Linked DNA regions of Homo sapiens: all the other regions are linked to region 1. The links are chromatin contacts, found by Hi-C or POLR2A ChIA-PET in ENCODE. All regions are on one chromosome and are shown on one strand. Each heading gives the region's core, a stretch centred on a gene start or an enhancer-like site at or near the end of the contact. The rest is flanking DNA. Distances are from core to core; before and after follow the strand shown.

What was found. Hi-C counts contacts between places; a loop is a spot of excess contacts on that map. ChIA-PET counts read pairs that join two places held with the same protein, here RNA polymerase II (POLR2A). Pooled maps may share reads with other maps.
Region 2: a pooled map shows a loop between it and region 1 (11-fold over the local background). The contact joins the promoter of PPP2R1A here to the promoter of NDUFA3 in region 1. A Hi-C loop is called at or near these places in 1 of 37 single-sample maps with no recorded cell type and 8 of 50 pooled maps. POLR2A ChIA-PET finds 5 or more read pairs at or near these places in 1 of 52 experiments (CD4-positive, alpha-beta T cell).
Region 3: a pooled map shows a loop between it and region 1 (21-fold over the local background). The contact joins the promoter of EPN1 here to the promoter of NDUFA3 in region 1. A Hi-C loop is called at or near these places in 2 of 37 single-sample maps with no recorded cell type and 9 of 50 pooled maps. POLR2A ChIA-PET finds 5 or more read pairs at or near these places in 1 of 52 experiments (HEK293).
Region 4: a loop to region 1 is called in a map of CD4-positive, alpha-beta memory T cell, with 6 times the contacts of the local background. The contact joins the promoter of U2AF2 here to the promoter of NDUFA3 in region 1. A Hi-C loop is called at or near these places in 1 of 168 maps with a recorded cell type or tissue (CD4-positive, alpha-beta memory T cell), 1 of 37 single-sample maps with no recorded cell type and 11 of 50 pooled maps.
Region 5: a loop to region 1 is called in a pooled map, with 6 times the contacts of the local background. The contact joins the promoter of ZNF784 here to the promoter of NDUFA3 in region 1. A Hi-C loop is called at or near these places in 4 of 50 pooled maps. POLR2A ChIA-PET finds 5 or more read pairs at or near these places in 3 of 52 experiments (Caco-2, activated CD4-positive, alpha-beta T cell and activated T-cell).
Region 6: a loop to region 1 is called in a pooled map, with 9 times the contacts of the local background. The contact joins the promoter of FIZ1 here to the promoter of NDUFA3 in region 1. A Hi-C loop is called at or near these places in 3 of 37 single-sample maps with no recorded cell type and 8 of 50 pooled maps. POLR2A ChIA-PET finds 5 or more read pairs at or near these places in 1 of 52 experiments (HEK293).
Region 7: a pooled map shows a loop between it and region 1 (6-fold over the local background). The contact joins the promoter of NAT14 here to the promoter of NDUFA3 in region 1. A Hi-C loop is called at or near these places in 1 of 168 maps with a recorded cell type or tissue (naive thymus-derived CD4-positive, alpha-beta T cell), 1 of 37 single-sample maps with no recorded cell type and 8 of 50 pooled maps. POLR2A ChIA-PET finds 5 or more read pairs at or near these places in 1 of 52 experiments (HEK293).

What each region holds. Positions count from the first base shown.
Region 1 is chr19:54,101,351-54,104,268 of GRCh38, forward strand. It overlaps NDUFA3 (NADH:ubiquinone oxidoreductase subunit A3), which reads left to right and starts at 1,505. Exons shown (of 4, transcript NM_004542.4): 1 at 1,505-1,538; 2 at 1,764-1,838. The coding sequence starts at 1,529. RefSeq lists an enhancer at 1,294-2,270.
Region 2 is chr19:52,188,690-52,191,607 of GRCh38, forward strand. PPP2R1A (protein phosphatase 2 scaffold subunit Aalpha) reads left to right here and starts at 1,363. Exons shown (of 15, transcript NM_014225.6): 1 at 1,363-1,485. The coding sequence starts at 1,408. RefSeq lists enhancers at 1-920, 569-698, 729-778, 789-1,008, 921-1,888 and 1 more.
Region 3 is chr19:55,673,785-55,676,702 of GRCh38, forward strand. EPN1 (epsin 1) reads left to right here and starts at 1,442. Exons shown (of 11, transcript NM_001130072.2): 1 at 1,442-1,651. It overlaps U2AF2 (U2 small nuclear RNA auxiliary factor 2), which reads left to right. Exons shown (of 12, transcript NM_007279.3): 12 at 150-932. The coding sequence ends at 284. RefSeq lists silencers at 1,004-1,223, 1,394-1,723.
Region 4 is chr19:55,653,471-55,656,388 of GRCh38, forward strand. It overlaps U2AF2 (U2 small nuclear RNA auxiliary factor 2), which reads left to right and starts at 1,565. Exons shown (of 12, transcript NM_007279.3): 1 at 1,565-1,683. The coding sequence starts at 1,635. RefSeq lists enhancers at 691-1,360, 2,311-2,390 and silencers at 1,411-1,460, 1,551-1,600, 1,811-1,950.
Region 5 is chr19:55,623,138-55,626,055 of GRCh38, forward strand. It overlaps ZNF784 (zinc finger protein 784), which reads right to left and starts at 1,429. Exons shown (of 2, transcript NM_203374.2): 1 at 1,347-1,429. The coding sequence starts at 1,424. RefSeq lists enhancers at 1,410-1,909, 1,660-1,809 and silencers at 1,410-1,459, 1,530-1,589.
Region 6 is chr19:55,598,052-55,600,969 of GRCh38, forward strand. It overlaps FIZ1 (FLT3 interacting zinc finger 1), which reads right to left and starts at 1,466. Exons shown (of 3, transcript NM_032836.3): 1 at 1,423-1,466. ZNF524 (zinc finger protein 524) reads left to right here and starts at 2,237. Exons shown (of 2, transcript NM_153219.4): 1 at 2,237-2,357. RefSeq lists enhancers at 837-1,711, 1,712-2,585 and silencers at 1,063-1,482, 2,193-2,742.
Region 7 is chr19:55,483,774-55,486,691 of GRCh38, forward strand. It overlaps NAT14 (N-acetyltransferase 14 (putative)), which reads left to right and starts at 1,415. Exons shown (of 3, transcript NM_020378.4): 1 at 1,415-1,485; 2 at 1,888-2,007; 3 at 2,635-2,918. The coding sequence starts at 1,936. It overlaps ZNF628 (zinc finger protein 628), which reads left to right. Exons shown (of 3, transcript NM_033113.3): 3 at 1-714. The coding sequence ends at 600. RefSeq lists a silencer at 1,205-1,624 and an enhancer at 1,725-2,054.

The DNA.
Region 1 (2,918 bases), core at 255-2,754:
TAGATAGATAGATAAAAATTAGCACCTGTTAAGTGCCAGGCCCTTGCTGTGATTGATTGATGGATAGATAAAAATTAACACCAATTATGTGCCAGGCCCTTGCTGTGATTAATTGATCGATTGATAGATTGGTTGACAGAGAAAAATTAGCACCTATTATGTGCCAGGCTCTTGGTGTGATACTGTGTTAGATAGATAGATAGATAAAAATTAGCCCCTCTAGGCCGGGCGCGGTTGTTCACGCCTGTAATCCCAGCACTTTGGGAGGCCAAGGCGGGTGGATCACCTGAGGTCGGGAAGTTCGAGACCAGCCTGACCAACATGGAGAAACCCCCGTCTCTCCTAAAAAAGAAAAATTAGCCGGCTGTGGAGGCGCGCGCCTGTAATCCCAGCTATTCAGGAGGCTGAGGCAGGAGAATCGCTTGAACTCGGGAGTCGGAGGTTGCTGTGAGCCGAGATCGCGCCATTGCACTCCAGCCTGGGCGACAGAGCTAGACTCAATCTCAGAAGAAAAAAAAAAAAATTAGAACCTATTACGTGCCAGACCCTCGCTGTGCCATGTTGGCAGGCACAGAGGGAACTCAGACTCCGTTACTGCTCTCAAGCAGCAGCTACCAGTCCGACTGAAAGACCAAGACCAGGTCAGTTTCTTTTTTTTTGAGACGGAGTCTCGCTCTGTCGCCCAGGCTGGAGTGCAGTGGTGTGATCTCGGCTCACTGCAAGCTCCGCCTCCCGGGTTCACGCCATTCTCCTGCCTTAGCCTCCCCAGTAGCTGGGACTACGGGCGCCCACCACCACGCCCGGCTAATTTGTGTTGTATTTTTAAGTAGAGACAGGGTTTCACCATGTTAGCCAGGATGGTCTAGATCTCCTGACCTCGTGATCCGCCCGCCTCGGCCTCCCAAAGTGCTGGGATTACAGGCGTGAGCCACCGCGCCTGGCCCAGACCAGGTCAGTTTCTTAAGTGATCTGAGCTATAATGGCGGTAACAGAGCACTGTGAGAGCCCGCAGAAAGCTCCTAACCCATCTGGGATGAGACCTAGCGCTTCCAGGACGAGCCGATGTTGAGCTGAGACCTCGAAGGACAGGTTAGTCATTCACCTTCTCCCGGGCTCAGTTTCTTCGTCTGTAAAATGGGCTTTCATACATAAACTATAAAATGGGGACTATTTTGTTCCGCCTTAGGTGGGTCGCAGCAGGAGGACTAGTCACTCCGGAGCGACTTCTAGGCTGAGACTAAGGAGATTCCACGCAGGTCCGCAAAGTCAGGCTTGCGCTTGCTCCTGACACCACTTCCTTTACCTCCACGGCTCCATCTTTGTTCTGCGCGAGTGCGCACGCGCAGGCTCCGAAAGCGGGCCGTCGCACAGAGGGACCACAACTCCCAGAGTGCTCCGCGTCCTTGCTTTCGCCTCTACTTGTGCTCCAGGGCGCACGCGCAGCCCTGGGAGCGGGTTCTCGCGCATAGGGACCACAACTCCCAGGGTGCTCCGCGTCCTCGCCGCTGTCGCCGCCGCGGAGACAAAGATGGCTGCGAGTAAGTGCAGGTGCCGGTGGCGCACGGGGCTCGGGTAGTTCTGGGAACCTCTGGGCGGTCCTGGGACTGAGGTGCGGCAGGGCAGGGGTGGAAGCGATGGGGTCCGTGCTGGAGGGGAACGCAGAAGTCACGAGGGGGCTCCTCCAGGGCAGGGGTGGCACGAGAGGGTTAGAGGTCACCGGGGGCAGCTACTTGCAGGGGTGACGCTTCTTGCCACCCCTTCAGGAGTCGGCGCCTTCCTCAAGAATGCCTGGGACAAGGAGCCAGTGCTGGTCGTGTCCTTCGTCGTCGGGGGCCTCGGTGCGTGAGTGCTCCAGGCGCAAACTTGCATCGTCCACCCCCGTCCCCCTACATCCCTCCATCTTGTACCCCTAAAGCCCTATCGCCGCCCTCGGGTCCCCTCTAGTGTGTCTGCACCCCCACGGCATCCCCTTATCTATCCCCATACCCATTATAACCTCTCCACCATCGCCCCCCGCGTTCCTCTCCACCTACCCAATACGCTCTTAACCCCTCTAAATGAGACGTTCTCAACCCTGCTTATGCCTTAACACCTGAGCACCAAAAAAAAGTCCAGATCCTCCTCCTCCTTTTCATCTTTCCTCTCCCCCATTCTGAATTGAGTTGGCTTGGGTGGAGGTGGGACTGGGGAATCTGTGTCTTGTGAAAATCCCCGTATGATCCCAATGTGCCTTGCTGATTGAAAATCTCTGCCCTCTGCCCTGGAACTGCCCTACTCACACTTTAATTAGCACCGGAGTTCCTGCAGGGATGGGGGCGGGGGATTGTTAAAATGTAGCTTTTTTTTTTGCGATGGAGTCTCACTCTCACCCAGGCTGAAGTGCAGTGGCGCGATCCCGGCTCACTGCAACCTCGGCCTCCTGGGTTCAAGGGATTCTCCTGCCTCAGCCTCCCGAGTAGCTGGGATTACAGGCGCCCAGCTAATTTTTTGTTTTTGTTTTTGAGACTGAGTCTCGCTCTGTCGCCCAGGCTGGAGTGCAGTGGCGCGATCTCGGTTCAGTGCAAGCCCCGCCTTCCGGGTTCACGCCATTCTCCTGCCTCAGCCTCCCGAGTAGCTGGGACTACAGGCGCCCGCCCCCATGCCCGGCTAATTTTTTGTATGTTCAATAGAGACGGGGTTTCACCGTGTTAGCCAGGATGGTCTCGATCTCCTAACCTCGTGATCCTCCCAACTCGGTCTCCCAAAGTGCTGGGATTACAGGCGTGAGCCACCGCGCCCGGCCAGCTTTTTTTTTTTTTTTTTTTTGAGATGGCGTCTCGCTCTGTCTTCCAGGCTACAGTGCAATGGTTTGATCATGGCTCACTGCAACCTCCGCCTCTAGGGTTCAAGTGATTCTCCTGCCTCCGCCTCCCAAGTAG
Region 2 (2,918 bases), core at 113-2,612, 1.9 Mb before region 1:
TTCCCATCCCCATTCAACTCCCTCAGTTAGAGTGGTCCTAAGATTGCGGTGGGGGGGTAGGGCTGTGTTGAAGAGGTTAAAAACAGAGATTAGTCAGATCCAATCCTGCTCCCACTCTATGGAGGAAACAAATTCGAATACATAGTCACAGCCCAGGCTCTGGGATTGAGAGACAGAGAGAGAGATTGGATTGGAGAGAGAGAGAGAGAGAGATGGGATTGGAGAGACAGAGAGATAGATGGGACTGGAGAGACAGAGAGAGGGGTTCTGTGGCTCTGGAAGCCTAGAGAACAGAGCCTGAAGACAGAGAGGAAAGGGAGTAAAGGGGAGGCATTTATGCAGAGATCTCAGAAGTGAATATGAAAGGCACCCCTAGCAGAACGCACAGCTTGGGCAAGGAGGCTTGCTGGCATGAAAACGCAAGAAGTGCTCAGGCAGCTGTAATTCTCCAGGACATCAGATAAAAGGTAAAAAACAGATGGGAGACGCGCCTAGACAGGGTATTGAATACCAGCCCGAGGGGCTTGGGTTTCATCCAAACAGCAAGGCAACTGAGCTCAACACAGTGAGACTCGGTCTCCACAAACATTTTTTTAAAAATTGGCCGGGCCTAGCGGCGCGCGCCGATAGTCCCAGCTATTTCTGCAGGCTGAGGCGAGAGGATCATTTGAGCTCGGGGAGGTCCAGGCGGCAGTGAGCCAAGATCCTGCCACTGCACTACAGTCTGGGCAACAGAGCGAGACCCTGTCTTTAAAAAAGTAAAAAAAAAAAAAAAAAAAAAAGAAAGAAAAAGAAAAAAGAGAGAAGGGCAAGTCGCTCCCTTCTCTGGGCCTTGGCATAAATCAAGCACAAATCAAAGTCTCACTCCCTCCTCCTGCCGCGCAACGGCGCGGAGAGCCAGCCAGCCAGCCAGCGGAACCACGGCCTGGTAACCCAAAACCTGCACACCCTCCAGCTCCCCACAGGACGTCACGTATTACCACCGACGCACGCGCAGAAGCCTTCCCGGGGACTCAAGAAAGGGCAGGCTTAGCCTCCTCCCCATGTCGCCCCTCATTGGCTAGAAACTACTGCTCGTCTCGGTCGTTGTTAGCAGCGACCAGGGCGGGTACAATCTTGGTCGCTAGGACACGGCTAACTTCCGCTTTCTTCCCCCTCTCCTAGGCTCAAACTAGTCAAATCTTGTTCACTCGACCAATGGCAAATCGGAAGTGGGCGGGACTTCACAAGTCCGGACCAAAGAAACGCGAGCTTAGCCCTGGGTAGCGCGGCCAATGGCCGTGGAGCAGCCCCTGTAAACTGGCTCGGGCGCCCCCACGCCCGCCCTTCCTTCTTCTCCCAGCATTGCCCCCCCCACGTTTCAGCACAGCGCTGGCCGCAGTCTGACAGGAAAGGGACGGAGCCAAGATGGCGGCGGCCGACGGCGACGACTCGCTGTACCCCATCGCGGTGCTCATAGACGAACTCCGCAATGAGGACGTTCAGGTCCGGAGGCTACGGGGGACTTGGGGAAGACGCGGAGGGGTACCTGGGGGCACGGGCGGCCCTCGCGGAGAAGACTCAGCGTTCGCTGGGAGTGGCGGAAGGGGGCGACGGCCAATCAGCGTGCGTCTCTTATCTCCCCGGTTGCCCGGACTCCTTGAGACGGCGCTCCCGATTGGGTGTCGGCCCAGTGGAGGGCGGGGGCCAGCGCTAGCCTCGAGGGTCCCGGGCCTGCCCTGTGCGCGCGGCGGTCCGCGGTCCTGGGAGGTTGTGGCCAGGGCTGGGGTCTGCGGACTGGGTCTGGGAGAGAGGAGGACTCCGTGATTGGCGGCGGCCTCTGAATGGCCTCTTGGGGATGTGGGGCGCGCATGACTTGCTCCAAGTAGGGGAGGGCCGCCGGGTGGGTCGGGACCTGGGAAGGTTTTTTTGTTTTCTGGGTTTCGACTGCTGGGCCAAGTGGGGACCGAGAGGCGAAGGCCTGCCATCCTAATTCCTGCTCTTCCTCCGCCTCTCATTTTGGTTTAGGTGTCCTAAGAGGACGGGGACGCAAAAACACCCCCCCACCAAAGGTGGGGACTAGCCAAGTTTAGGAGCGAATTAGGTTGTAGAAACCCGCCTCCCCATCTCCCCGGATCCTCCCATTGACCAGGATAGGGGTTGAGGGATTTGCTAAGCAGATGAACATTTATTTATTTCTTTTTTTTGAGACAGTCTCTGTGTCGCCCAGGCTGGGGCTGGGGAGCAGTGGCGCGATCTCGGCTCAGTGCAACCTCTGCATACCGGGTTCAAACCATCCTCGCCCCTCAGCTCCCTAATTAGCTGCGATTACCGGCGCGAGCCACCACGCCCGACTAATTTTTGTATTTTTAGCAGAGACGGGGTTTCACCATGTTGGCCAGGCTTGGTCGGGAACTCTTGACCTCAAGCGATCCACCCGCCTCGGCCTCCCAAAGTGTTGGAATTACAGGCGTGAGCCACCGCGCCCAGCCCGGATGAACATTCCTGGTTATGGGATGAGGTGACCCAAGGCTCTGAGCCGGGCTGGTGTGGGATTGAGAACAGTTAGAACTGCAAGTCCACCTCCCACCTGCTGTGTGACCTTGTGCAAATTACTTCACCGCTTTGGGTCTCTGTGTTCCATAAAATATGGGCTAATTGTAGTCCTGGTCTTGCTGGAGGGACTTGTGAGGGACTGAACGAATTATGACACAAATAAAAAGTAGAATGGTGTCAGGCCTGTTGTAAGGGCTCGATAAATATTAGCTGTAATTATTGGGAGTGGTGATTAAAGAGGTCCCATCCTCCCTTTAGGTCTGTTTTCCCATTTATAAAATTGGACAAGGTGCACTGGGTAACCTGCCAAACGTGGGTCTCGCCTCCTAGGTTCCTGGTATATCACTGTTTCTGGTGGCATACAGGTTGTGGTTGTATTCCCG
Region 3 (2,918 bases), core at 192-2,691, 1.6 Mb after region 1:
AACCTGCTTACTAAGGGTCCCTTTCTGACACCTGTGGCGAAGCCCCCTCCTCCCTGTCCCTTCCTGCCTTCAGTGCTGGGGTTGGGTGGACGCTGACTGGCTGTTGGGCGTGAGCCTTGTTCACAAACCTGCCTCTCCTTTCCCCACAGATCTTTGTGGAGTTCACCTCTGTGTTTGACTGCCAGAAAGCCATGCAGGGCCTGACGGGCCGCAAGTTCGCCAACAGAGTGGTTGTCACAAAATACTGTGACCCCGACTCTTATCACCGCCGGGACTTCTGGTAGAGGCGGCTGGGGGAGGGTGGGGGCAGGGCTGGCTGGGGGCTTCTCCCCACTCCCGCCCCCCCCTTATCCCCCTCTGAAGACGATGGGCAGAGGAGTGACAGCCGCAGACACACGACAGCCGGCAGCAACTGGAATGGCAGCAATTAAGGGTGGGGGGCGGGGGTTGGGGGGTTGGGGGGTTAGGGCAGGGAGGGGACTGGGGAAGTGCGCACACAGCCCACACAGACAACACGCACCCACACAGACACAGAGGGAAGGGGTTGGGATGGGGACAGGGTGCACAGCAGGGCGGGGTAGGACCCCAGCCCCTCCCAAAACAGCCTCTCCTTCTCCCATAGACCCCTTTCTTCTCCCCTTCCCCACGGTAGGAACATAGCGTGTTTATATTTTATGGCCAAACTATTTTGAATTTTGTTGTCCGGCCCTCAGTGCCCTGCCCTCTCCCTTACCAGGACCACAGCTCTGTTCCTTCGGCCTCTGGTCCTCTCTGGTCCCCTCCTGGGTTTCTTACGTAGTTGATTTTTCCTCTTTAGTCTCCCCCGACCTGCGCCCAGCCCCGTGGCCCCTGCCCCTCTCCTACTCTCTGTGGCAGTTTCATATTTGCTAAGACGAATTTGCTCATTAAACATTTTGTTGTATTTTACTTTATGGAGCGGCTGTGTGTCCAGTATGTCCGACCCTCTTCCTCGGTTCTGGGCTCGGGTGGGGGTTCCCTTGGCAAACTGCGGGCCCCTGGCTGGGACGCCCCTGCTGCCGGCGCCGGCAGCCTCGAGGCCTTCCCTGCTTGCGCGGTGCCCTTCTCGGGGTCGGCACAGGCACAGCCCCGGGGGACGTGAGGTTCCCGAGTGCTCTCCCACCCCGCCGACAGGAGGGATGGTGGCCGAGCGGGCCGGGGCGGGCGTGGCGTGGGTGTGCCAGGAGCTCCGCGGTTGCCGCCAAGCGAGCTGGAGCTGACTCTCGGCGTTCCGTGAGCACCGCGCGGATCCCCCGCTGCAGCGGGCGGAAGTGACGTAGAGGCGCCTAGCAACGGGGCCCAGCGCGCCGGAAGTGATGCCTTCCAGGTTGGCTTGGCTGCGGAAGCGACTCCTGCCAGGGCGGGGTGCGGCACGGGAGGGCGGGGAGCGCGGCAATTTCCGCTTCCGGTCCGTCGCCTCCTTCTGTTGCTTCCCGTCTCCTCGGCGGCTCCCCTCCCCCGCCCGGCTCTCCGCGCCCCTTCTGGGCGGCGGGGCGGCGGAGCCGTCGGCGTGCGGCCCTCCTTGCGTTCGTGCGTGCGCCCGTGGCCCGGCGCACGTCCCGCGACACCGAGGCCGAGCGGGGCAGGGGGCTGACCGCCATGACCCCCCAGAGCCCGGCGTGAGGGGGCCGAGGTGAGCGCGGGGCGGAGCGCGGGGGACGCTGGCCCGCCTGCTCCGGGTGTTCGGGCCTGGGCCGCGGCGCGCGCGGGCTCGCGTCTGGCCAGTTCTGGGTGTCTCTGGCGGCCTTTGTGTCTCTGCTCCTGTGTCGGCCTTGACTGCCCCCGTGTCGGTTGTCTGTGTCTGTCTCTCTCGTGTCTGTGTGTCTGTCAGCGTCTGTTTCCTGTGGGCCTCTGCCTGTGCCTGTTTCAGTGAACTTAGAAAAGGGTTTGGAGATAGGAGTGTGTTTGTGTGTCTGTCCCGGGTCTCTCTCTCCTCTGTCTGTCGTGTCTGTGTCTGTCAGGATTTGTTCGTGTCTCGTTGAGTTTCCGAGTCTTCTTTTCCCTAGGTGTCTCTAGCCCTTCCCTGCGGGCTTTTCTGCCTATGGTGCAAATCTTACCCCCGCCCCGTCTTCGCATCTGAGTTTTGCCCCCATACCTATCACCTCCAATCCTGAAGTTTCTTTCCAGGAGTCTGTTAACTTGATCTAGAATCTGCCCCTTTTCCCCAGTTTTCTGAGTCTCTGGTGTGATGGTGAAGAGCCCCAGCCTTGGATTCAGAAGCCCGGCTGCCTGCTAAGCTGTGTAATTGCCAGGTGATAGTCTCTGTGTCAAAACCTCAGTTTCCTAGTCGTAGGAAATCCATAGTTCGTAGGCATTCGTAGTTCCTACATCATAGGGTCCTTGTGCATGTAAGTTGAGGTGATGCTTGTAAAGTGCCTGACGGTATCTGACACATAGCAAGTGTGTAATTACTGGGAGCTCTGGTTTTTATTATTACAGTGCTTAGAGATTTTTACACAGTAAGTGTTAGATATCGGTCGGTTATTGGAGTACTCCTTGGAGAACTTTGCCATATCCTTTGTATTCTTTTTAATGTAAGAATTCTCTTTGAATCAATTTAATTTGAAATACAGTCTCATTCTAAGCAGTATCTGAGAAATCTCAGCTTTGATGTGCTAGTTGGGTAATTTTTTCTAATGCACGCCAAATAAGTACAGAGTATTAAGATAGTGCCTTTTCTGCCGCCACCCTTTTGGAAATGTTCTCTGTTTTTTCTCTGATAATAATAGCAGCCAGTGTTATTGAGCGCCTACTATCTGTGGGGCACAGAGCCAAGCACTGCATGTACCCATCTTATTTAATCAACAGGCCTACCAGGTAGGAATTCTTTCATTTCAGAGTTGAGCAAACTGTGTCTCAAGGAGGTGTGCGCTGCAGGTAGCTGATGTGGCCAGGATTTG
Region 4 (2,918 bases), core at 315-2,814, 1.6 Mb after region 1:
CTGGCTAACACGGTGAAACCCCGTCTCTACTAAAAATACAAAAAATTAGCCAGGTGTGGTGGCGGGCGCCTGTAGTCCCAGCTACTTGGAAGGCTGAGGCAGGAGAATCGCTTGAACCCGGCAGGCGAAGGTTCCAGTGAGCCGAGATCGCGCCACTGCACTCCAGCCTGGGCGACAGAGACTCCGTCTCAAAAAAAAAAAAAAAAAAGTAAAAAGAAGCGTGGACACTACCCGCTGGGCTACCCAGACCGGAGCGCGGCGCGAGAGGCGTGAGTCGATGACCTCTAGCGAGGGAGGCCACCTAGCGGCCAGGCCAAGTCTGGAGGATACTTCCGTTGGGCCGCCAGGGGGCAGTAACGCCAGATCATCTGTCTCCCGGAAGTAATGCCAGATGATCCGTCTGCCGCGCCTGCGCGGCGGGAAGAGCCGGAGCGCGTTGATGTGGTTGCCGAGACAACCAAGAGGGTGGCCGGATTTAACGGCTGGGGATTAAGCACTTTCACCGTTGTAAGGGAAATCTCGCGCACGCGCAATGGGGACTGAAACCTGGTCCCCGCAACCCCCTTCACGGGAGCAGTGGGAGAGCGCGCCACAGAACGACTTTTACGCAGGCGCAGAAGCCTGTTTCCCCTCACCCGCGGCTTCCACCCTGCGCAGGCGCAAAAAGCCGCGCTGGCAACCTCCGCAGCGGTCGCGCGCACCCTTCATCCCTCTTGCTGCTTTTGTCTGGCACAACCTTCTCAGGCCCTCCGCGAGGCCGGCCCTTTTTTTCTTTCACTTTCCCCACCCGGAGAGCCAGGTGCCGAGAACTAGGACCTCGTCCCCTTCTCTATCCCTTCCCCTGATCCATCTCGTCTCTGTTCTCCTTCCCTTTTCCGTTCCCGAAGCCGGAAGGAGCCGAGGTACCCACGGAAAAAGTCGAAGCTGTCCCCGGAGAGTGAGGCCTTCACGAAGCGGTGGCGGAAGGAGCCGAAGTTCTCTGATCGGAGGCGTGAGCAAGTGGCATCTCCGGAAAGAGCCGAAACACGGACTCGAGCTTAATCCCAGGAGGGGCCCGAGGGCGAGATCCGGAAATCTCCGGAAAGAGCCGAAGGCCGGGACGGTTAGGATTGTCGGAAGTGGCCGATTGCTTGGACAGGGCCGGCGGAGAAGATCGGAGCAAGTCCGTGGAAGAAGCCAAAGACTGGGACGGATTGAATTGTTGGAAGAACCCGAACTCGCAGAGGGGACTGGGCGCAGTGGCACACGAGGACACACGGAAACCTCCGAACGTTGAGGAGATAATCTCGGAAAAGTTACGGAAACCTGGGAAGTCGGCGAAACCCTACGTTCGGGTGTTTTCGGAAGCAGCCGAAGCGGCCGCCTGCTTCGCCTTCGTCCAGTATCCGGAGATAGCCGAGGCGCTTCGGAGCCAGGCTCGGGGGGAGGGGCAAGCTCGCGGGCGGGCGGGCGGGTGAGGGGGCGGAGCCCGGGCGGGGCGGGGAGGGCTGCCGGAGGCTTGATTAGGTAGGAGGTGGCGAAGCGCCGGCGGCGGCCGGAAGTAGCCGAAGCCAGCGGCGGAAGTAGCCGAAGCGGCTGGAGCGGGCGGCAAGGCGAGGCGAAAGCTGCACAGGGCCCTACGCGGCCGCCTCAGCATGTCGGACTTCGACGAGTTCGAGCGGCAGCTCAACGAGAATAAACAAGGTGAGGGCACCGGGGTCGCGGGGCGGAGGTGTGGGCGGCTCCTCGCGTCGCTCTTTGCCCCCCCGCCATTTTCTCCCTCGCTTCCCCCCACTTCACGGCCGCGCGGCGCCCCCCAACCCTGGTTCCGTGGCGCGCGCCTCGTTCACGTGACGTCCCCAGCGTTCCGCCGCGCGCTAGGCGAGGGGAAGGGGGCGGCGGGGCGCGGGCCCGTGACGCATGCGCACGGCGGCTGTCCCTGCGCCCCACGTGGTCCTGGCGGAGGTGGCGCGGGGGACGCGGCACGAGCGCGCCAGATGCCTCGACGTGAACTTTTGTTTTTTAAAATCTTTTTGGTTTCTCTGAAAAGGAGATTATGTTAGTCCCCGTAATCTCTTTTCTCCCGCTGCCTTGGCACTTCCGCTTCCGGTCGGGCCCACGGCAGCGTCTCCACGCCCCCTTTGTTTCCAAAATGGCGGTTGTGAGAACTTGGTGGGGGGGCCCCTTTCCTTCCTTCACGTGGATGAGGGCAGAGCCGTTTCGGCGGATGCTTGGAGGCCACGGGCCCCTCGCGTACCCCTTTTCCTTTTTGCTGATTTGCTCTGATCTCTCCCGCCAGGTGGTTTCTGCCCCGTCTGTTGGTAGTGGGGCGCCTCATATTAACGTGTTTGGCACATGTTGCCTAAAAGCATCTGCATTCTTTGAGTGTCCGCACGCACACATCCTGCATATGCGGGGCTTTTGGCGGTCCCGAGAATCGCGATATGGAGTGTTTGAGACAAACCTCAAATCATTTACAATCCCAATCTCAGGGCACCTGATAATACTCAGTCTCAGATCTCAATATAGAGATAAGAAAACAGGTTCTGAGGGAGGAAGAGGGATCTGGCCCACTGCGCTAAACTCTTCACTTACGGGGAAGGTGGGAGGCAGGTTCCCTTCAGGGTATCGAAAATTGTGATGGGTTAGAACAAAAAGCCTGGGGCCCTGATCTTAGGGATTCCAATAATATTAGAAGTGGGAGAGTTGTTAAGACGCTTTAAAAATCCTCCGTGTTTCAGTTTGTGAAGAAATACAGGACCAGGGAAGATTGGAGACTTGTTTCTTTTCAGGCTTCAGCTGCCCATGTTCCTAGCTCGTTCGGAGGACGAAATGAGGGCTGAGGAATTTTCCTTTGAACCCGGGCTAGAGTTGGGTAGGGGCTGTATTAGGAAACAGTGTCCTGGGGAAGCAATAACGTTTACTGAGGGTCTGACTCT
Region 5 (2,918 bases), core at 179-2,678, 1.5 Mb after region 1:
TGCCCTCCAGCTCAGGCGACAGAACAAGACTCCATCTTAGACAGCAAAACAAACAAAAATTATTATTATTATTTTTAATGTAGAGGGAGTCCCACTATGTTGCCCAGGCTGGTCTCCAACTACTGGGCTCAAGAGATCCTTCTGGCTCTGCCTCCTAAAGTGCTGGGATTGCAGGCGTGAGCCGCCGCGCCCGGCCCATCCTCCAGGATTCTGTTGTATCCTCATCAACATTTCCTCTCCTGTCCAAAATATATCATGGATCCCACCTTTTGTCCTCCACCCTAGTTAAAGCCCCATCACTTGGCGCCTCCAAAATTGAAAAACCCAAGGGCATCTCTGTTCCTATTTCTGCTGGCTTGTAACCCACCTCCCAGGAATAGCCTGAAGGTCTTTTGAAAATGTAAATCAGATCAAGTCATTTTTCGCACTCAAAACCCTCCAGTGGCTCCAAATGACTTATCCCAAATCGTCACTATAATATCTGTGGCGATGTAGCTCCACTTATCTCTCTGACCCCAGCTTAAACATAAGCCGGCACCCAGCTGACTTCTCTCGTCTAAATTTAGCTGCCCCACCCCTACTCTTGGCTCAATTTATAGAAATTGGCTCAATTTTTATTTCCTTTATAGAACATATCACAGTAACTCTCCTTTATTGTCTCTCTCCTCTCAAGAGACTGCAGGCTCCAAAAGAACACAACCCTTGTCTGTCTTGGTCACTTCTCTATTTACAGAGCCGAAGTAGGAGCTCAGTAAATGTTTGTTGAATGAATGAATGTCCTCAATTAGTCTAATTCTGAGTGGGGTAACGTGGAGGAAGTTCCAAAGTCACCTAGACCACCCACTTCTACCCCCAAATTCTCCCTTGGGCATTCGAGAAGCATCACTAAGACCCTTGAAGAATTATCCCCTACCCCGACATAGGTGCTCCAATCATAATCCCCCACGTTTTTCAGGGTCACCTTCCCAACCTTCTACCCTAGAATTAGCCCTAGAATTTATGAGGCCCCGCCCCTTACAAGGCTCCACCCAAATTATGCAAATTATCCCTGGTAAGCCCCCTTCCCTGGACCCAAACCCGTCCCACAAGACAACACCGTCCTCAGACTCCGCCCCCATCCAGGCCCCGCCCACCACCCATAGGTCCCTCCCCCACCCCGCCCACCATGACATAGTCTCCTCCCCTGCCCCGCCCCTCGCGAAACCACAAGAAGCCCCACCCCCAGGGCCATAGCACTAAATACCTCCCTCGCCCACCCCCTCATAGGCCACGCCCCGGACCCGCCCCCCACACTACGACCTCCTCCCACCTCGAGCCCCACGCCCAGGCCCCTTCCTTGCCCGCACCAGGTCCAGTGGCTCCTGGGATCGCGACTCCGGAGTCGGTGAGCTCCGACTCTGGGCCTCTGGGCGCGCAGCGGCCATCTTGTGCCCAAGCCCCGCCCCCAAGGCCAATGTTCGCTCTGAAAGGGGGTGGGGCTCGAACTGGCGTAAGAGCTACTGCGCAGGCGCAGTGCGGGGCTGCGAGGGGGCGTGGTGCAGCAGGGGGCGTGGCGGGGCGGGGCGTGGCGGCTGAGCCCGGGAGAATGTGAGTTGTTCCCTCTCTAATTACCTGTCTGTCCCTCCGAGGGTACGCTCTGTGTGGCGCTAGGATGCCTGTAACACCCTGGGAACAAATCCGAACGTTCCTTCTAAACCAACGCAGGCCGACTCGAGGCTCTGGCTGTCAGGGGAACCTCAGCAGAACTGAAGAAGCTTTGCTTTGTTTCCACGGTAAACGTTTTTGTGATTACCTCTGCACTGCTCATGACAACGTAATGACGCCAAGTTTATAAACGTCGGTGTAGGCCGGGTGCGGTGGCTCATGCCTGTATTCTCAGCTACTCGGGAGGCTGAGGTGGGAGGATCGCTTGAGGCCGGGAGGTCGAGGCTGCAGTGAGCCATGATCTCGCCACTGCATGCAGCCTGAGTGACAGAGACTCTGTCAAAAAAAAAAAAAAAAAAGGCAGTGTGGAGAAAAATATTCAGTAAACAGCAACACAGGTGGTCCTGGGAGGACGCAAAAACCCGCAAGCTGATGTTATGTTTGGGAGGAAAGAGCTCAAAAACGCGGGGTTTTCAGCAGCATCAAGGACGGGGCTCTTCTTAGCTGCCCCGTTTAGTCATTCTGGTGGTATCACCTTGGATAAGTCACTACACTTCTCTGGACCATTTCTCTTTCTTTTGTGTAGCACTGTAGAAGCATTGTGACAAACCACTGAGAAGAGACATGGAAGAGTTTGGAAACATCTTTAAATAGTTTTCTTGAAAGGGCAGGATAGGAGATACTTAAACATGATCCTAAGCATGATCATTTCATTCATAAATATATATGAAATTATATTTTGTGATATGTTGGTATAAAATAAAGATAAACACCACTTAGGCTGAATTATCTCCTCCTCCTCCTTTCTTCTTCTTTTATAGAGATGGGGATCTTGCTGTCTTGCCTTGCCCAGGCTGGTCTTGAACTCCTAGCCTTAAGCGATCCTTCTGCCTTGGTCTTCCAAAGCTATATTTCCCTTCTTTTCTTTTGATTTTAAAATAATTTTTTTTTTTTTGAGATGGAGTCTCACTCTGTCGCCCAGGCTGGAGTGCAGTGGCATGATCATGGCTCACTGCAACCTCTGCCTCCCGGGCTCAAGCGATTCTCCTGCCTCAGCCTCTTGAGTAGCTGGGATTACAGGTGCCCGCCACCATGCCCGGCTAATTTTTGTATTTTTAGTATATACAGGGTCTCACCATGTTGGCCAGGCTGGTCTCGAACTCCTGACCTCAGGTGATCCGCCCACCTCGGCCTCCCAAAGTGCTGGGATTACAGGTGTGAGCCACTGCGCCCGGCCTAAAATAAATTTTTAAATGTTGTGGGTCCCTAAGAGT
Region 6 (2,918 bases), core at 216-2,715, 1.5 Mb after region 1:
CTACTCTCTTAGAAACCCTTCTCTCGCGGCTCCACGCCTGTGGCAAAATCTTCCTAATCACTTCATAGTCTCCTCACTCCACGGAGTGTTTTTAAGCCTCTCCTCGCTCTTCGCCAATGCGCGGCCACTGCTCTCTGTGCCCCTCCCACTGTAATTTAAGCCTCTCCCACTCTTCCTTAAGTCCCACCTACTCCCTTCAAAGTCCCCCACAATGTTCCCTAAGGATCTTGTATTCTTTGCCAAGCCCTTTTCCTTCCAAAAGGCCCTCCCACTCCCCTCTAAGCTCCTCCCACTCCTCTTCCAGGATGACCACTTAGCGAATGGGAGGGCAAAGATTTGGGGCTAAGCACACTGGAGTCATCCTTGCAGGGAGACCAGAATTACTCCTGTAACATCAGATAATAAAAATTCTTCATCTGTAAAATGGGAATAGTAGTACCTACCTCATGGAGTGGTGGCGAGAATTAAGTAAAATTGTGGCAATAAATGCTACGTGCCCACTTAAGCTGGTGCACAGCAAAGACGCAACAAGTAAGCTGTTTGGATGACTATTATCCCGTAAGTTCCTCCTGGATTCCTCCTTAAGTCCTACCATGATTGCTAAGTTATTTGACTTATCTAAGCCCCTCTCGGGTCCACTAAGACCCACTTCCAAAACTCCACCCAATTTTTCCTTTAAAGAAGCCACATCCTTTCTAAGACTCTCCACTGGACTCCCGTCACCTTCTCAGGCCTTCTCTACGAAGTCTATTCCCATCCCCTGCAAGTCCTTTCCACATTCATTATAAAGACCTGATAGTTGCATTAAACCCCTCCAAATTACACCCTTAAACTCCACCCCCCTCACTAGGCCTACCTACTTCTCTAAGCCACACCCCAGACAAACTCCATCCCTTCTACTCTAAACTCCTCCCTCCTGCTTCCTGGGCTCCCTTTACCCAACCAGCCTCAATGAGTTTCCTTCCACCCCTCAATCCAGGGCCTACCCACCATTCCTTCTGAGCCACGCCCCTTTATCAAACCCCACCTCTTTGCCTAAGACCCTCCCATTTTCTATCCAGACTCTCCCTCCTCCACGCCCCTCCCACTTCCACTCTAAGCTCCGCCCAACTCAGGCTCCTCCCAGCCCTTGCTCCGCCCCAGCAGCCACTAGGCCCCGCCTCCTCCTCCACCCCGCAGCCTGAGGAGCGGGCCCCCCCACTTGCCCAGTCTGCTCCAGGCCCCAGGCCCCGAGAGCCGGCCTTTTGTGCCCCTCCCCCTGCCCCTAAAAGGTGCAGCCCTGGGCGCCCGGTTGGGGGGCAGGTCGGGCAGGCCCCGGGGCCAGGCGAGTCCACCTCGCTCGTACGGAGCGTTGGTCCTGGAGACCCGGGGCGGCCCCGGGAGGCCGGGGAAGTCCGTCGGCTTTCCTCTTTAATTACTTACACCTCCCTCTGGGCGCCGACATTTTGGGCAGCGGGGGCAGCGTCACTTCCACCCGGGGGGCCCCTCGACTTCCGCCTCAGCTCCCTTCCCCCGCCGTACTCCCCCTTTCTCCCGCCCTCTTGGCTCCCCTTCCTCATCCCCGCCCTTCTCCCTCTTTCCCTTTCCTTTCCCAGCCCTGGAGGTTGAAGAAGCCAGGCCCGCGCCATCTTGGGTGAGGGCAGCGGGAAGGGGCGGGGCTTAGGGACACCCACGGCGCCATACAGACTAAGGGCAAGGAGCTGAGAGCGAGGGGGCTTCTCCGTGGCGACACTAGGCGATGCTAACGTAAATGAGAGCAGATACTATTTCTTTTTCACAGCCTCGGACTCCTCCGATTAGGATGTACAGTTGGACTAGGGAAAAAAAAAGAAAGCGAAGTGCGCCAACTGCAATACAGAGCTGGAAAAGACCGGCACCATCTTATCCACTTAGCACTCCATGGGCTTCGAAGCCTGTCCGGTGCCATGTTAATTACGGGCACTGGGCAGCCATTTTCCCGCTCCTCATCATTCGGTATCTGTCTTTGGGTCACCCGACTGTGGGCTTTGTGAGAGGAAAGGCGTTTCGAGGTGGTTGGGGATGTGGTGCTGGGTTATTTCCCACTGGGGACACACCAGGGCCGCCGGTGCGCAGGCGCGGCTTCCGGGCGTGGCCGCGACCGGTCGTTAGGACCCAGCGAGTCCCCTTTGTTTCCCGCGGGCGCGCAGGCGGGCGGGAAGGGCAGGAAGGGAGGGGCCCGGCGCTTCTCCGAGGGGCGGGGCCGGCACCGCGCGCCGCCGCCCCCGCCTCGCCGCCGCCGAGGGGCAGGGCCCCCTCACCCCCTCCCCTTCCCACGCGCCGGCCCCGTTGCCCCCGCGCGCGCGCACACTCGCGAGCCCCGGCGACATGCAAATGAGGTACCCGAGAGGCGGGGGGCGCAGGCGGGAGGGGGGGTGTGGGGGTAGGGGAGGCCGGGCCGCGCGCTCCCGGAGCGCGCCTCCAACACCTGTTCCTGCTCCCGCGCTCGCGCCCCGCGAAGCCGTCCGGGCGCGCGCGCGCAGACCCCCTTCCTGGCAGCCCCCGCCGCCCGCTTACCCGGCGCCGCTCATTGGCCGTCGCCCCCGCAGGGCCCGCCCCGCGCTTGGGCTTCGCAGCTCGGGGGCCGATGGGCGCGTCAGTACCGGGGCGAGGGGACGGGGAGGGTCGGGGGACCAGTCTCCCCCTTTCCACCGTTCCAAAGACCAGACTCCTAGACTAGGCTACCCCGTGGGAGCGAACCGTATGGAAAGGTGGTTGCTCCTCTCTGGACAGCAGTCTATGTGGCTGTTAAAGGGGAGGGGGGGGTGCAGGGGGGCACCTGCAGCACCTGCTTCCAGCTGCACCTGTGCCTCCCCTTCCCCTCCGTTACACCCCAATCCCATGCTCCCAGTATCTGAGTGGGCGCCGGGAAGATGGTGGTGGCGTTGGTGAAGTTTATT
Region 7 (2,918 bases), core at 165-2,664, 1.4 Mb after region 1:
GAGGTGACCACGGTCCAGCTCCAGCCCGTGGCCGGCCAGCTCTCCAATTCCAGTGGGGGAGCTGTGGCTACTGAGGCACCCAACCTGCTGGTTGTTCAGAGCGGGGCAGCTGAGGAGTTGCTCACTGGCCCGGGCCCCGGGGAGGCGGGGGATGGCGAGGCCAGCACTGGTGTGGTCCAGGATGTCCTCTTTGAGACACTCCAGACGGACGAGGGCTTGCAGAGCGTGCTGGTGCTGAGCGGGGCCGATGGCGAACAGACTCGACTCTGCGTACAGGAGGTAGAAACACTTCCTCCTGGGCTGACGGAGCCGCCTGCCACCGGCCCACCCGGACAGAAACTCCTCATCATCCGCAGCGCCCCAGCCACTGAGCTGCTGGACAGCAGCAACACTGGAGGAGGCACCGCCACGCTGCAGCTCCTGGCCCCACCGCCGTCAGGCCCAGCCTCGGGCCCCGCGGGGCTCCCCGGGGCTCCAGCCTCCCAGATGGTGCAAGTGGTCCCCGCAGGAGCTGGGCCTGGTGTTATGACCCCTCAGGGCCTGCCCTCCATCCAGATTGTCCAGACTCTACCCGCAGTCCAGCTGGTGCACACGTTTTGAGGAGAGGCAGTGATTCCCCTCCCGCCCCGCACAGAGACCCCGACTCACTGCCAGCCGGGGCGGGGCAGGGTGCCGCAGGCTGGGCTTGCTAATAAAGACCCGAGTCTCCCCGCCTGTGTTTTGTTTTCCTGGGGGGAGGGAAGGGGGCAAAGTCATGGTCCTAGCCCCCGCCTGGGAGCGTGGAGTCTTAAGTCTTGCGTCCTGGGTCGCAGATGGCTTGTTCTGCATCCTGGGGCCAGCCACTACGTAGGGCTCAGTTCCCCTGTCCTGAAACCAAAAAAGGCCGCAGGGGTCATTATAGTGGGGAGGTGGTGACATCAGACTCCAGGGAGTGCTACTTGTTCACTGTAGGTCGCCCCGCTGCCCCCCTCGTGTGAGAAGTAGGGGGATCCTTATGCGGAAGGGTTCTGCGACCCCGGGCGCCCCGTGGGTGGAGTGGGGTCCCTGGGGATGGGGGAGTCGGGCGCCAGGATGCTGAGCGTGGCCGGCTCCTCCCGCGAAGGCCCCGGCACGGATGAGAATCCACGCGCTGGCGTCGCCGCCCGGCGCTCAGGTTGCTCAGCAACGAGGGAACGTGGGGCGGGAGCTCGCGCTGGTCCCCAGCCCGCCGCCCGTCTCCTGCCGGCTTCCGCTCCCGTTCTTCCCCAGGTCCCCTTTCCCCGTTGCTCCTTCTCTAGGGATAGGAGAGGTCGCTTCCCGGCCCTCCGCAGGGTCACAGCTCGGTTCCTCCCAGCCCGCCCTCCGGGGAGCTTAGCAACGGTTGCTACGGCCCGGAGCGGGCGCCGCCCCGCCCCACCGCGCGCGGTCTGACGTCACTTCCGCCCGCGACCCCCTTCCAGACCCGCTCCCGAAACCTTGTCGAAGGACCAAAGGCGACCGGTGCAGGTGCTTGCTGGTCCTTGTTCTTGTGGCGCGGGACGGGGACGACTGTGGGGGAGGGGGCGCTGGGGACCGGGGTGGAGCGAGCGTGGTCCGTTCTCTGGCATGTGGGGAGGGTGTTCGTGGACCCCAGTGCCTGGGAGGGAGCCCCGTGCTGCAGTGTTGGCGTCCGCAGCGCGTTTGGGAGTGTAGATCGCTGAATAATACGGGGGAGGGGGGATCCCGGGAGACTTTAGCAAGGTCGCTGAGTATTGTGGGGGGCGCCTGTCCTGCCGAGATCCTCGCTTGGGGGCCCCGAGGGTTCTCAGTGTCCTGATCTGGGAAGTGCCGTTGCTGCTCCCTACCCCTCGGGGGAGCTTTGGGGACAGAGGTGCCCCCCTGACGCTGACCTACTTATGTTCTCACCAGGTGCACGACGCCAGCTCCCTTCTGGGGGGCCGGGGCCTGGGGGTTGCCATGGCCCCCAGCCACCTGTCAGTGCGGGAGATGAGGGAAGATGAGAAGCCCCTGGTGCTGGAGATGCTGAAGGTGAGAGGCAGGGGCCCCAGGGGGCCTGGGAGTGGCTGCAGTGGGGGAATTGCAAGTGGATTCAGCCACCCCCTCCCACCCACCTGAGCCAGCCTGGACCCCTGGAGCGGGATCTTTTCCTCCTGAGCCTCAGCCGCCCTGCTGCTGAAAACCACAGCAGGTGTGGCAGGTGGGGGCTCACCCCCCCAGCCCTACTGGGACCCCAGCACCAACGCCCTCCCTGGTCTCCCATCTCCAGTCGGCTGTGCACGCCAGCACAACAGCCAGCTCTGTGCCTCGGACCCCAACTCTTCAAAGCACAGCCCAGCACCCCAACCTAGCCCAGCAGCCTCCCTCCAGCCTCCACTCCAGCCTGAGGCAACCTCCCTGTCCTTACTTCCCTGGGGCCTCACTGCGGCATTGCTACTGAATTGAGTGCCCCCACAGCTCCTAATTCACTCATCCATCCATCATTCGCTCTCGTTCATTCATTCACTCCATACCCAGTGTGCCACACTGAACATCGGACTGTGCTGCCTTCCCTTCCCATTTGGGAGCTCTCACCCCGCCCCGGGCAGGGTCTACCTCCTCTCTTTGTCCAGGAGGCCCTAGCGTTTCGGATGGCTGAGCCACCCCTCCTGCCCACAGGCCGGCGTGAAGGACACGGAAAACCGCGTGGCCCTCCATGCCTTGACACGGCCGCCGGCCCTGCTCCTCCTGGCGGCGGCCAGCAGCGGCCTGCGCTTTGTCCTGGCTTCCTTCGCCCTGGCCCTCCTCCTGCCGGTGTTCCTGGCTGTGGCCGCCGTGAAGCTGGGCCTGCGGGCCCGATGGGGCTCGCTGCCTCCGCCGGGTGGCCTGGGGGGCCCCTGGGTGGCCGTGCGGGGCTCCGGTGACGTGTGTGGGGTCCTGGCTCTGGCCCCTGGCACAAATGC